Regions from separate parts of the Homo sapiens genome. Here region 2 is linked to region 1. Evidence: chromatin contacts called from ENCODE Hi-C or POLR2A ChIA-PET data. All regions are on one chromosome and are shown on one strand. Each heading gives the region's core, a stretch centred on a gene start or an enhancer-like site at or near the end of the contact. The rest is flanking DNA. Distances are from core to core; before and after follow the strand shown.

Evidence for each region. A loop is a pair of places that touch in the nucleus more often than their neighbours do. ChIA-PET counts read pairs that join two places held with the same protein, here RNA polymerase II (POLR2A). Pooled maps may share reads with other maps.
Region 2: a map of Caco-2 shows a loop between it and region 1 (4-fold over the local background). The contact joins the promoter of SPINK1 here to the promoter of JAKMIP2 in region 1. A Hi-C loop is called at or near these places in 6 of 168 maps with a recorded cell type or tissue (CD4-positive, alpha-beta T cell, CD8-positive, alpha-beta T cell, Caco-2 and 3 more) and 10 of 50 pooled maps. POLR2A ChIA-PET finds 5 or more read pairs at or near these places in 5 of 52 experiments (H1, WTC11 and activated T-cell).

What each region holds. Positions count from the first base shown.
Region 1 is chr5:147,777,956-147,785,038 of GRCh38, forward strand. It overlaps JAKMIP2 (janus kinase and microtubule interacting protein 2), which reads right to left and starts at 4,773. Exons shown (of 22, transcript NM_001270941.2): 1 at 4,501-4,773.
Region 2 is chr5:147,830,051-147,837,078 of GRCh38, forward strand. It overlaps SPINK1 (serine peptidase inhibitor Kazal type 1), which reads right to left and starts at 1,621. Exons shown (of 4, transcript NM_001379610.1): 1 at 1,473-1,621. The coding sequence starts at 1,527. LOC124901101 (a long non-coding RNA gene) reads left to right here and starts at 455. Exons shown (of 2, transcript XR_007058987.1): 1 at 455-820; 2 at 1,359-1,561.

The DNA of each region.
Region 1 (7,083 bases), core at 3,523-6,022:
ACTGATGCACACTTATTTTATGACAATATCATTTTTACTTTTAAGAATGTGTAGGTGGAGAGATAATTAGGACATATAGGTAGGAGGTGGCATAACTTTTTTCAAGATTCAGGACCTACAGGAATTTTAATCAGATCCTAAACACGGAAAAAAATGGTCACCTCCCAACCTCTATGTCATTAAAAACAAAAACAATATTTATCTATAAAATAAGTGCATATTAGCCCAACAAAGTTCTGATTTTCACCCAAACAAATGCTTCTACGTTTTTCTGATATATCAAGAAGCCTAGATTTTCTCTAAAATGCTTTTTGTGTGTGTGAGCCTTTTTTTGTTTTGTTTTGCTTTGTTTTTGTTTTTTGTTTTTTTGCCTGATACCCTAAGCACATAGTTAGTGTATTTGGCAATTAAATATGGCCAAAGAACAAATTTTGGTACCTGAAATATTCAAATAAAATGAGCCACACAACACAGATTAGTAAATTGAATTAAAATTATCTTACCAATTAAAATTCAAATTGGTAAGATAATTTGCTACCTTTCTACTGTTGTAGTTTGTGCTCATGAGACTAGGGATCCAGCCTGTTACACCACTCACCAAACACAAATTTGGACAAGTCTAACCTCCCTGAATCTGTTTCCACTTATTTTAAATAATTATTACGACACTAGCTTTGCTGATAATGATAGAATTGAAATGATAGAATATAAACTGAAATTGATAGAATATAAAATGAAAAAGAATGGAAAAATGACAGAATCATAAAAACTTGTAATAATATAAGGTGAAGTGATGGTACTAATTACAACTATATTGTTTTCAACATTAACTGTTTCATGGATGTATATCTTATATTCTCCAAGGAAATTCTTTCTTGCTAGCATACGCAAATGCTGCTAGTCATATAAAACCTCTACAAATAGTTGTTAGTCAATTTATTAATTTATCCTGCTTGAAAGCACATTTTCCCTTGATAGAATAATAGTGGAATGTGTAAACAGGGAATTGCAACACACTTCACAGAGTAACAACCAAGTATAAACCTAATTTATGTCTTTCAGTAAAAGACCATCATTGCGTTATTTATGTTAAAACTTCCACAGTAAGCTCCAACCATGAGAAACAAAGCATTGACTTTTCATGAACCAAAAAGAAATGTAGAAAACTGTTAGACTCTCCAAATATTGCCTAAGTCATCCTGAAGCGGACTTGTAGCAGGCACATAAAATCAAAATATGTTCTGATGTCACTTGAAATAAGAAACATCCTATTACAAAGTGAGAAATTAATTAGTGTGTCTTAATTAAAACAAGTTTTACTAAAGACTTACATACCAATCAAAATATTTAACTTTAATATTCTAACATGAATGACATTTTTAAGATAGCATTTGAGTGGAAGATTAGTTTGTTAAACAGCACATTTAAACATTAATTTGTATATACCTTTCATATAATTTGTTTTTTTAAAAAAAACAACTTGATGGCCCTTGAATTACTTTGTACAAAGACCCCATTAAATAACACAGTACATTTTTCAAAATTAACTATACAATATGAAATAATTTTAATATAGGTATTTGACATCATACTCCATAAAGCTGCTGAGAAAGAAGGGCTCTTATGAACAGGTAAATGTTCAGTTTCCTGAATTCTGGCAGGATTACATGTAAATTTCTCTAAGAAGATGATCAGCTGATTTCTTTACAAATACCTAGAACCTGTAATTTAGAAGTCAACTACAAAATGGAGTCTTACTGTTATAACCTAGAAGTGTCTTATCTTAAACAACTAATGTACTCTCTCAAATAAATGACTCACTCTAGAAAAAGCAAGAGAAGTTCTTGAGAAGGAAATCTAGTACATCCTAGACAAATGCATATCTAGGTCATACTTTTGGAGGTTTTGATGAGAGAAGAATTCATTGCTTTATCTGATTAGCCAGTTGACTACTCACACTTACTATGAGGAACTTCTACATTTGCATATTTCTCATCTTCATAATTCCTCATAAAGTTGAAGCCCATTGACTACATTTGAGGTTCCAAAAAATAGCAATAAGCAATGTCCTGTGCTTATGCCCCATGCTTAGCTTATCTGAAACAAACGATTGCCATATTTCATTTTTCTCTTCTCTAAATGAAATGATCCTAGCTTTTAAAAATCTTTCCTCAGAGAGTTCAACTTCTAGTGCTTGAAACACACTTCACTTTTCTATGGCCCCTTAGCAAAGGCCATATAATTGTCTTAAATAGTGGGGTCAAAAGCTAGACCTGTATTTCTATCAGGGTAATAGCTGACACATAGCTGAAACAGGCTATCTACAAGGAGTTTTAAGCACATGGCCTAAGGGATTTGCCTCTGTTCAAACTGTACCAACTTTGCCTATAAAACCACCTCCAAATGAAAACTCAAAAAAAAGAAACAAAAACAAAGCCCCAGGATATCTGCTTTCATTGCATGAAATGGGGTCAACTAGTACAAATCTTAATTTTTTAAGTGTGCTATAGGCATATCTAACATTTTAATTTTTGGAAGTCAAGTGTTATCACTAAAAGATTCAGGATGCAATGTGTTATACAATTTGTTATAACATACAAGCCCAGTACCTCTTTCCTTGCCCTACTTCATATAGTTGTTAAAATTAGGCACAAAGTAGCATGAGTTTACAAAGCTATGGATCTATAATATATAACATGCTATGAGCACATGCACAATTGAGTCACCAAGGGCCCTTCTCATGTATAAACCAAATAGAACAATTATTCTCAGCAAAATTAAACTATAAACCTGGTTCAAATACATGTGAAAATTATAAATGTGGGGGGTGTATGTAGAATCAGATGCAAGACTAAAGACCCAAACAATTGTTATTTTACATTGTAAAAAATGTCTGTACTGACAATGATATTGTTAGAGAAGAGAATAATGGATAAAACTATAATAGCCCATGTGGTAAATGTAATATTACTAATACACTTTACCTACATAATTTTTTCTGGCTTTAATTCAATGAAATCCATTATCCTGGGCGGGAATGGAACCTCCTCATCTCACGCATCTTTAGTCTCCTGAACTGCCTTAAAGCCTTGACATAATAAAAGGTCAAGCAGATCCCAGTAAGCATTTGTAAATTACAATAGACCCCCATTTCAGCTACAAGCCACACATTCTCCTGCTCGCTTTGCTCACTCTCTGGTTTCATTTCATTGTATAAGCAGACTAATTTGGAAACGGCTGGGCTAGGGTGCTTGGGAATACCTAGATTTTCAAAACAATCCTACTTTCCTACTTAATTATTTACAGAAGGAGACCCTTAATACAACATCTGAGAGAACTGTGAAATGGTTCCTGGATACTGAAGGAATGAACATCAGATAGCAGCACTATTAAATAAAATGAATACATTTCACCTTCCAGCTTAGCTGTGCTTCCTGGGACACAAGGCACAAACATGAAAAGGTTGGGGTGGCATTTCAAGAAAACTGATTTGCTTCAACATTGATTTGGTAAGATGCTAGACACAAAATAATACCACAAACCGCCTCCCATTCCCATCATTGTAAATTCAGAGTCCTCAATATCATCCCCCACAAACCCAATTAAAAATAAAGAGGCAGGCTACAAATTTGCATCTAGTTCTATGACACAGATCAAACGATAGGCATCTGTTCCAATCGGTCACAATGAAACTAAGGGACAATAACCAGAGTAAATTTCACATTAATCCAAATAAAGCCAATGAATAATAATATAAACCAGAAGCATAGTTTCAAAAACATGCAATTACTTCCAGGCATGCAAGGACATATGTAACCCATAAAAATGGTTGCAAAGCACACCCTACATATAAATATGCTTCATAAATGCAATATAAATGCTAAGTGACATGTGTATATATGATCTGTATATCCATAAGATATACATGTGTAAGTTCACAGTCAAATCTACGTATAAAATAAAACTGGGTCTTGCAAATGATTTCTCAACAAGAGTATATTAGAATATAAAATAAAATGTCAAATTCTGGGGCCACTTTTTCTAAGCAATCAATAAAATAAGCAAAACCACCTTATAATGAGTCTGGTAAGCTTATGAGACACCAAATGTATTTCTGAAGAAGGCCCAACCCTGTATGTGAGAGCTGCAAATGAAATGATTCCTTTCAATAACACCCTCTTCTTGTTGTTAGCTCTTTTTCCAACCCCTGATGCTGTTGCTAAGCTTAGGAAAAAAGGCACCAAGTGGCTCAGTCTGCATTCTGAGCCAGTTAGAGATAAAATCAGAACACCATTTTTTTTTTTTAAACACAAGAGGTTGTCTTCTCACTTCTCTCTTCCTGGCAAGCTTCCTCTCCCTCCATCCTCATCTCTGTCTCCACATCTCCCCCTTCTAGTCTGAGGCACGGGAGTCATTGTTCAAGTTCAGGCCAGAAATGTATACACAGGTCAAATAAGAACACTCTAAACCAAGAAGGGAGCCCTACTGTTTCCTACTCACCATGCTGAGACCCGGAGAAGCTGTTTAAAGGAGGGAGAGATGCAAACTGAATCCATTTTCCTTGTGACCGAGTCGGATGCAGCCTCCGAACCCAACATCAGCAGTGGCTGCCGGTTTTTTTTTTCCCTCTGTCTCTGGTTGGCGATGGTGCGAATAGGAACCACCCTTCCAGCCCCACTAGAGTATCAGCAATAGAGGCGGCGGCGGCGGCAGCAGCAGCAGCAGCAGCATCACCAGTTGGGCCTCCTCCCTCTCGGAGGATGGGGTGAGCTCGGAAGCAGCCAGGAACTTGCAGCAGACACCTCCTCTGGCTCCTCCTCTCTCTCTCCCCCTCCCCCAGTGCCCCACCCCTGCTGCGGTAGAGGCTGCTGGCCCGGCAGCTGCTGGTTGCCATGGCAATGACCAATGATAAGCGACCAAGCTCAGGGGGAGGGGAGATGGGCGAAGCAAGCTGCAGGGTCTGGAGGGGAGTGAATTTGTGCTGCTGCCCTCTAGGATGCTCTTGATGTCTCCTACCCTGAACTCCAGGTCTTTTTAAAAATGGGGCAAGGGGGGCTAGGCACGGGGAGAGAATAATTAAAATTTAATTGAAATCTAGATAGAAACATACCAACGGCTTAGCTATTTTTTGCATTTTCTGTGGTTTTCCAATAAAAAGTATGAAATTTATTATCAGAAAAATAACAACAAATGTGGAGAAAATTATGTCGCATAATAGCAGATTATTATTACTTCCAAACGTGTTCGTCCTTTATAGCATCTTTTACTCAATACCAGGCAACAAGGTTTTTAGAAAGCAAACGGAGTGGCTGGACTTTGTAATAAATTAAGAGTCTGGTTGATTCCTTTGCACTACTCCCGGCTTGTTCTCAGGTGAGTTACTTGGTTTCACTGTTTTTCCAGCTACCCTTCTGAACAGGACTTGGAGGTAATTGACACATCCCTGAGGAAAAGTAAGTTTGGATAGAGACCGAAATTCCTTTCAACAACCACTATTCTCGGTAGCACAAGTTGGTGGACAGTTCCCAATCTTTTTAGTGTCAAACTCCTGGAGCATTCAATTTCCTGCAGGCAATTCCTGTCGTTTTCATGGATGCCTTTTTGGAGTTCCGAAGTCAGTTGGCAGTCAGGGTGGTGGGCAGGAAAAGGGGGAAGTGAAATCAGCAATGTCCAGTTCTAGGCGAGTTCTGTTTCTAACTATAAATTATAGATGACACCAGTATTTATCTCGTGGAGGGGTTGTAAAGATTGAATGAGATAATGCACTAAAAGCACTTGGCATATAGTAAGTGTACAATAAATATTTACTATTAGCAGCATAGTAGTACATTGCAGCCATCTCTTAATCTAAGGGTTTAAGGGGAATAACATGGCAATTTCAGGTAGGAGAAAAAATTAAGATGAGAAAATCCAAAGTACGTAATAACCATGATGATGATGGCAAAGACAGAGAGGCCCTAAGAGATTAAGTGTTCTCTACATCTTGATATTTGAGGACATTGTAAATCTCAGAGGAGTTAGATACATTTCCCAAATTCACAACTGATAAACGACAGAACCGGAATCAAAATGGACTCTTCTAACACTTACATTTGCTCTCCTAACCACCACACTTTTCTGCCACTCCTCCATAAAATGGAAATAATCTTTGTTCTTAATCCACAGAGTTATTTACAGGTTCAAATGGGTTTAACACAAGTTCCAGAGTCAGACGATCTAGGCTCCATTCCTAGCGCCAGTATTTACTATAGGTATAATCTGGAACATATTTATTAACTTCCTCAAATCTATGTTTCTTCATCTGTAAAAAGAAATAATCACAGAACCTCATGAGTCATTACAAAAATTAAACTAGATGACGTGTGTAAAATGTACGGTCTTTAGCAGATAGGAAATGTTCAATAAATGTAGCTACAGTTACTTGTTACTCATTTGTAAGTAACTAATATTAAAACATGAGAAGACTTTTTCCTGCATGGTGTCACTCTTAATGTCAGGGGCTTCTTCTAATAAAACTGGCTTGAAGATAACTAGGTGATGAGGAAAGAGTTGCAGCAGTTCCCCAGCACGTGACACTGGCTTTCCATCCACTTGGTGGGAAAGCCTGCAACCTCCTTTGTGCAGCTAGTGTCCCCTGCCTTCTGTCAAAGTCTCAGCAGCCACACAACCTGCACACACTTCCAAGTCAGCATCACCTATGTGTAATGTGTAACATAAAGGAATGGGATGTGATCATCTCGCTTCTTTTTGTATTCCTGTATTTTATCTTCTGCTTTCTCTGCAGAGATGTTCTTGTAAGTAAGCAGACCAGGAAGCTGCAGGCTGTAGAAGTTATGACACACTAGATGACAGAACCCTCCACACTGTCCTCGGGACAGCATTTCATCCTTAGCGCTAGGAGCCAAATGTCTAGGGGTGGGTGATTCTAGTTTTTCCTCTCCTCCCATCAACATAAAACAGCTGGTCAAGAGTCAATTGGTAAGAGAAAAGTTTGGTGTTTCCTATCTGAAGAAGTATCCAGTTTAACCATTCAAATACAACTTACTCATTTGTTTTTGGTCACGTCCAGGCAGCACTGTTATC
Region 2 (7,028 bases), core at 371-2,870, 49 kb after region 1:
GTATGGAGAGTTTTTATAACTAGCTGTGAAACAGTTATCATAAGCAGTAACCAGGTCTTCTGATGCAAAGTTAGCTTTTTCAATTACATTTAAATTCCCTTTTGTAAGTATTGTTGAAAAAATAGAGTTCTTTTGCCAACTCACTATCAGTTCCCAAAGAGCTATTTCCAACAATTGCATCATATGGACTATGGGTCTAACTCACATTTGTTGAATTTACAGGTAGTCAAAATAGCTAATCTCTATTCCCCCAGAAAATAGCAGAGGTTTTGCTGACAACATATAGGAAATGATAACTGTGGATAAGTTCATGGAAGGGAAAGGGAACTAATATGATAGCAATCAAATAAGGAAACATTCCTGAAAATTAATTTTAATATCATCAATCTTTGAGGTGATCTGAGCAAAGAGGTAGTTCTTTGTATCTAAATGTAATGAAAATTAGTGAGGCATCTATGAGCTTGGAGAATTTCCCCCGGGATAGTCAGAACTTGATGTTGTTGGGGGCCCACTGGCTTTTAGAATCTAGTTGAGTCTAAAAACTGAAGAGCAGGTGCTCATCACAGGCATCTATTTGTATTAATTAACATGCATGAGGAGGGGGAAAGGGAACACTGACTGTTGCCATAAATATTCAGCAAATAAAACAAACAATATTCTTCCTCTTCTTAGCAAAGTGCTGATTTGGCTCTCCACAGGATCCTTCACTACATGAGAGGTGAAGTTGAAAATGTTAACCATTTCCAGTGATAAAAAGGAAACTGATCTTGGCTCTGCGGGTTCAGAGTTGTCTGTCAACATTGTCAAGATGCAGTTGGAGGTATATGTGCACCATCTATTCAAGCAGAATATTTTCTTTCAAAACATTCAAAATGTGTAATGTAAATACACAAAATGCAATTTTTGTATTTCCAGATACTAATAAGAAATACCAGGAATTGAAAATAAAAAATTCCCTTTATATCACATATATTAGCTATTCAGGGATAAATCTGACAAACTATACATGATTCAAGTACACTGAAACCTATACAATAAAAAAATAAATTTTTAATCAGTCAAATTATGCCTTTTATACTGAATAACTGGAAGCCATTTATCTATTTTATGCAATCCCATGAGAATTTAAAATTTGTAATTTGGCCTTACACATTTACAGAATGAGAAGTATACTTAAAGTTAAAATATTTTTACCCTTTTTTCTCTACCATATCCCAACAAAGGGTCAGCCACATCAATAGAGGAAAACCATTTTATTTCTGGGAATTTCTTACTAGTAGAATTGTTTTCCTTATAGTAGGTTAAAAATTCCTCTTAAAAAATAATTCTTACCTGTTGATTTTATTTCATCTCATTAGGTCCAAAACATCTCTCGAAGACTAGACTACATCAAAAGTCTAGAAGATAATGTGCTTCACAAAGCAACAGGTCAAAACAGTTTTATTTAAATTTGAAAAATATGCAACACTTACCAGATAGACTCAACAGGGCCAAGGCACTGAGAAGAAAGATGCCTGTTACCTTCATGGCTGAAGTTCTGCGTCCAGAGGTCAGTTGAAAACTGCACCGCACTTACCACGTCTCTTCAGAAGCCTGGGACTGGAAGGGTCATATGGCAGATGGCAGCAAGGCCCCACCTACTGGGCTATATCACAGATCTCCCTGGTTATTGATTGACTCTGTGTCATAGCCTGGCCTCCAGGTTCTGGGAATGTCACCTGTGTAAGAAAGGTGAAAGGAGCCAGGTGGGCCTGAAACATGCAAGGCAAAGATTCTGTCAGGAAAATAGTTCTAGTGGTTAGTTTGATCCCTAACTCCCTCTGTGGTTGTGGGAAAGTCATTCCCTTCTCAAGCCTGTTTTCTCACCTGTAAGATGAACTCAAAGATCCCTTCTACTCTGTAGTTCTGGATAGATGAGCAGGTATGGATAGCTACTAGAAAGAATTTTATTCCAAGTAGGGTAAAACCTCTCCATTCTTTTTTCCTTTCCTCCACTCTTCCTTTCTTATTCTTCTTTCTCTTTTCTCTATTTTTCCCTCACTCATTCACAAAACCTAAAGTAGCTGATGGAGTGGCAGATGAGAGGGAAAGAGAAAGCAAGAGAGAGAGAGGACTCAGTTCCCTAAAGCGTGTATTCTGGAGCTAGAGGGTGCTTGTTGGAGCCACTTTTGCTGTGCTTCTGTGTATTCATCTGGAAATTAAAATAATAATAACACCTAATTCAAAGGGTTACTCTTTCATCTGAGAATATGTGCTGGGTAAAAGAGAATATGTGCTGGATATCTACCATGTGTTATTAGAAGAGAATTCTCCATCCTCTCTCATGTTTTGGTGTGTCTTATGAGTAGAGGTACTGATAACCTTTGTTTCAGACTATCTTTTTAAGGGTGTTTATATAACAAACGACCTTAGAAAATACGTAATGTCTCCCTCTGCACCAAAAGGCAGGTTTGTTTACTGTTTAGTGTAATAAAGTTAATATCTCCTTCTAGGGCAAAGACCATGTTAATTGCCCTTTACAAAAGATTTCGGGTTTTTAAAAGCTTGGCCTTTCTTTCCTTTAACACACTGTACTTTCCCTGCAACTATCACTTGATGCCCCTTAAATTGGCCTGTGGAAATTGGGGCTTGGGAAACCAGAACAAATTCCAATACTCTGGCTGTTGCTATGGAATAATTAAGTCCCTTTTCTCTGAGCCAGGAGTCTGTGCCTTCTGCCAGAAACCATTATAATGTGGCAGGCTAACTTCTTAGCTTCCAAGTAGGATAAAATCTCAAACCCTTCCCAAGTCATGACAAGAACTGTATTTATCTCTTAAGACAGATCAGTAAATAAAAATAACAATCTCTGTCTTCATGGAGCTTCCATTGCCTTTTTGTTGAGGGAGGCAAGTGACAAAAAATAATAAGTGATTATAAAATATATCAGATAAATATTATGGAGAAAAGGACAAGAAGGATAAGGGTGCTGGAGGGTTAAGGAGATATGTATCATAGCGTAATCAGAGAAGGTCTTGCTTTTCAGGTGATATCACACAGAGACATGAAGGAAATGAGGATTTGAACTATGCATTTATTCCAAGGATGTGCATTCCAGACAGAGAGAATAGTAAGCGCAAAGGTTCTGAGGCTGACGCTGGTTTGACATGTTTGAGAAACATCCAGGAGGACACTCTGGCTTGAGCAAAGTGATAGAGGGCAAAATGGGAGATGAAATAATGGAAGCAGTGAGGGTCTAAATCTAGTGCAGTCTAGAGTAAGGACTTTGGTTTTTATCAAAGGGAAGCTTTGGAAGTGTTTAGTTCTTGAAATCACTATTTGGATGTTTTACAGCTACCTCAAATCTAATATGTTCCATACTACTATTTTGATCTTTCACCACAATATTTTTGTCTCTATTCTCCCTACAGCTTCTTTTCTTTCCAGTAGATCACTCAAGCCCAAACCTCGTTGTTCTCCCTGATATTTCCCTTTCCCCTTTCTATGCATCATCTTCCACACTTAATTTGCTACCAAGTTCTCTTCTTGGATTCATGTTCAAAATAACCTCAATCCTGGACACTTCTCATTAGCTTCCACTGTCATATCTAAGACAATGCCATCCTTTCCCCCTGGGTTTCTGCATTTCCTGCAAAGAGTTTCTCAATATTTGTTGTTATTTCTTCCTTAAAGCTGCTGCCCATAGAAAGGCCCATAGGGATCTTTATGGACTGCAAATTTGATCATGTATCTGTCCAGTTTCTCATTGTTCAGAATGCTCAGGAAGAATTTAGGTCCTGTATGACTTGGCTCCTTTCTATCTTTATTCCCCAAGAGATTCTTCCTTGCTCAATCTGGTCATTTCCTTGCTACGTTGGTCATTTCTCTGTTACCCTTTACTAGGACCAACAAAACAAAATAATACAAAACAGCTTTTCACCTTCTAAGGTTAAAAGGTTAAGTGGTATTTTCTCAAGAAGCCATTCTTTCTGGGTCTTCCTTTACTTCTTTCTGCATCTAGATTATTCCCTCCTATTGTACGATCTTCATAAAACCCTTCATTGCACTTAAAATAATTCCAACTCTATAGCTATTCATACGATTATTATGTAATATCTTTATTTTTAGGGAGTAAATACAGTTGCTTTATTTATTGTAGCACCTAACAAAGTGTCTGGAAAATAGTTGATACTAAATAAATATTTGCTAAAAACATAAATTAAGTGATAAATGTATATATTTCTGAAGACCAAGGTTTATGCCTTGTTCACTTCTGTGTCTCCGGTGCCTCCGGTTGAGTAGCCATTCATTGGTTCACCATTCGGCCTTTTATTCATTCAACTATTAATATATTCAAATATTCATCAAGTCCTTACTATACAAAAATTTTTGGCTGAGTGCTAGGGAAATGGATATGATGTCTGCCCTCATGGAGTTTAGTCTTAGCATTGATAGATGTTGGTTGGATCATATTTGATTTGATTTGAGATGAAAATATATTGGTTCTTTTCATCTCAAATCATTATTTAAATAGTAGTTTTGTGACCAGTAAGAAACTTCCAATAACCACTGTTAAGGAAGGTTCATATATGAGAAAAGGATTTTTTTCTTGGGTCTCACAAGCAGTGTGGGGAGAAGGGAATTGGCTGGGATCTGGTCACAGAAACTCATTAGATAATAATAGCAGCAGTAATAACTTTAGATTTAGGCCTGCCTGATGCCAAAGCCTGGACTTTTTTCACCAAACAGTGCTTTTTAAACATTTTGACTGTGAACCTAAAGTAAAAATTTTGAGTTATGGCCTAGCATATGCATTATATGTAGATATGTGAGCAGACAAATACAGTTGTTAAAAAATAAAACAGTCTTATTATATGTGAGGACTCTTGATAGATTTTTTTATTCTATTCCATCCCAGTTTGCCAATCCTAATCTGTGATTAGAAAAAACATTTCACTACAGAAACATATCCTATGGACCCTAGACAATCTTGTTTTTTAAATCACTACAATACTAAGATGAATTCTAGTTAAAAACTGGCCCTAAATTTGTGATAGGGAATGGCCCTTTGCAGACAACAAGTTAAAGAGGATAAAAAAAACCCATGGAGAAAGGGGCCTGTCTCCAATTATAAATCTGCCATTTCAACTGTGACATGAGTGGGCAAAACAGTTTTCTCAACTACAAAAATACACATCATACAGTGTTCATTTGGTGTGAGAATAAACCAAGAAACCATAAGTAAATATTGTGCAAAAATATTATTCCTCACATGTCCAGGAATTATAATTGCTAGCTAGTAATAATATCACCCTCCTTCCATGAATTAGAACAATAGAAAATATACTGAGGCCTCATACAATCAATTCTTGACAGAATAAATATTGTTTGCCCCGGGAGATGAGGAGTGCATTGACCAGAGAAATCCTGCCACCGTGCTAGACTATTAGTCATATTGAATGTGTTTACATTGCTCAACCTTGTGTACATTTTTTCCTTTTCTTCTTTACTGCTCTGAGTACATATTTATGCATGTCTATCTTTGGGAACTCAAGTAAACATATTATGACCTACTCCCCTCTGATTCAAGGACTAATTATTCACCTGAGTAAAGAGTGATGACAAAACTCAAGAGAACTGCTCTAATGGATGTTGATAATACATGTTGGAATGGGGATATTGGGCTGGCACCTGTTGATTTTCACATTCTGTGCCCAAAGTTTAACTAGTAAGAAAAAAATGACAGAAACTAGAGATATACAGCTTATTATATTTAGAGACCTCCTTGACATTTGGAGACCTCCTTGACATAGCTGCAACTTAATTCTTCAACTTTTATTTTTCATTATTTAGGGAACTTCATGGCTTTTCATAAATGACCTCTTGTTTTTATTCCACTGCTTGTTCTCCAAATAGGTTGCATGTGTACCTATTTGCTGTACCCATCCTCTACAGCTTGGGTAAAATGTCTGTGGTGCTTGATGCAATTAGGAAAGATTTACTCACTTTCCTTTGCCTCTCATAGCAGTTTGTAAAGCTATCACTTAATAATTACATTGATTACATCCTCCTCCTCATCATTATCATTATAGCCACTACTAATATTTTTCAAAAGCTTCTATTCATCAGTCACTGCAGTATTTTATTTTCATCATTTTAATCCTGATATCATTGTTATTTCTCTTTTATAAGAAAGGAAACTGAAGCACAGAGATTTCAGTTTTCTTGTTCCTGGTAACAGATTAACAGATATGGTATTTACTGATTTGTGTGTGTGTGTGTGTGTGTGTGTGTGTGTGTGTACAAACTTAATGTCATGGTTAGAACATTGGATTAAACTCCAAGAAACCAGGATTCTTAATTTAATACTGCCACAAAGAAAGGGTTGCCCCCTCGTCTATGTAAACCCTGCACTTAAGCGTCTCTGTTACAGCACTTTAAACTGGAAATTCTAATTTTTCATTTTTCTTATTTGTCTCCTTTACTAAACTCCTGGATGTCATGACCTTTTATCTACACAGTCAAGTACACTGTTAGATCCAGTGGCACCTGATAATATGTGCGAAATCCATGCCTTCTAAGCATTTGTGGGCATAGTAGACTTTAATAAGATTGCAAAGAATTGCATCACACACTAGGCAACAAAATATTTTAAAAACATGTCAGACTTTATAACTACTCTTAACTGGAAGTCTTTCTTGGTCATTTCCCGCCAAGCAGTAGCCAAACTTACAAATGTATGTTACTCCATCTTCATTCTCTTTTCTACTCTCTCCAGCCAGGAATGAAACAACCAGTTTCTTTCCTTGTCTAGAACAGAAACAGATGACACCTTGGCTCTGGAGATACCATATCTAACAAGTTCTTTTCAGGATATTTTCCCAAAAAAGACAGTTCTTTCCCTAAAATAAATTCTGGTGCCAGCTGTAAAGATAATAACATTTCCAGCATGTCATTTAATGATTGAAAGTCTAATCTTTGCAGAATGACAGACCTCAGTTCAAACCTATGTGTAACTTTGAGCTAAACTTCATATTTATGACCCTCAA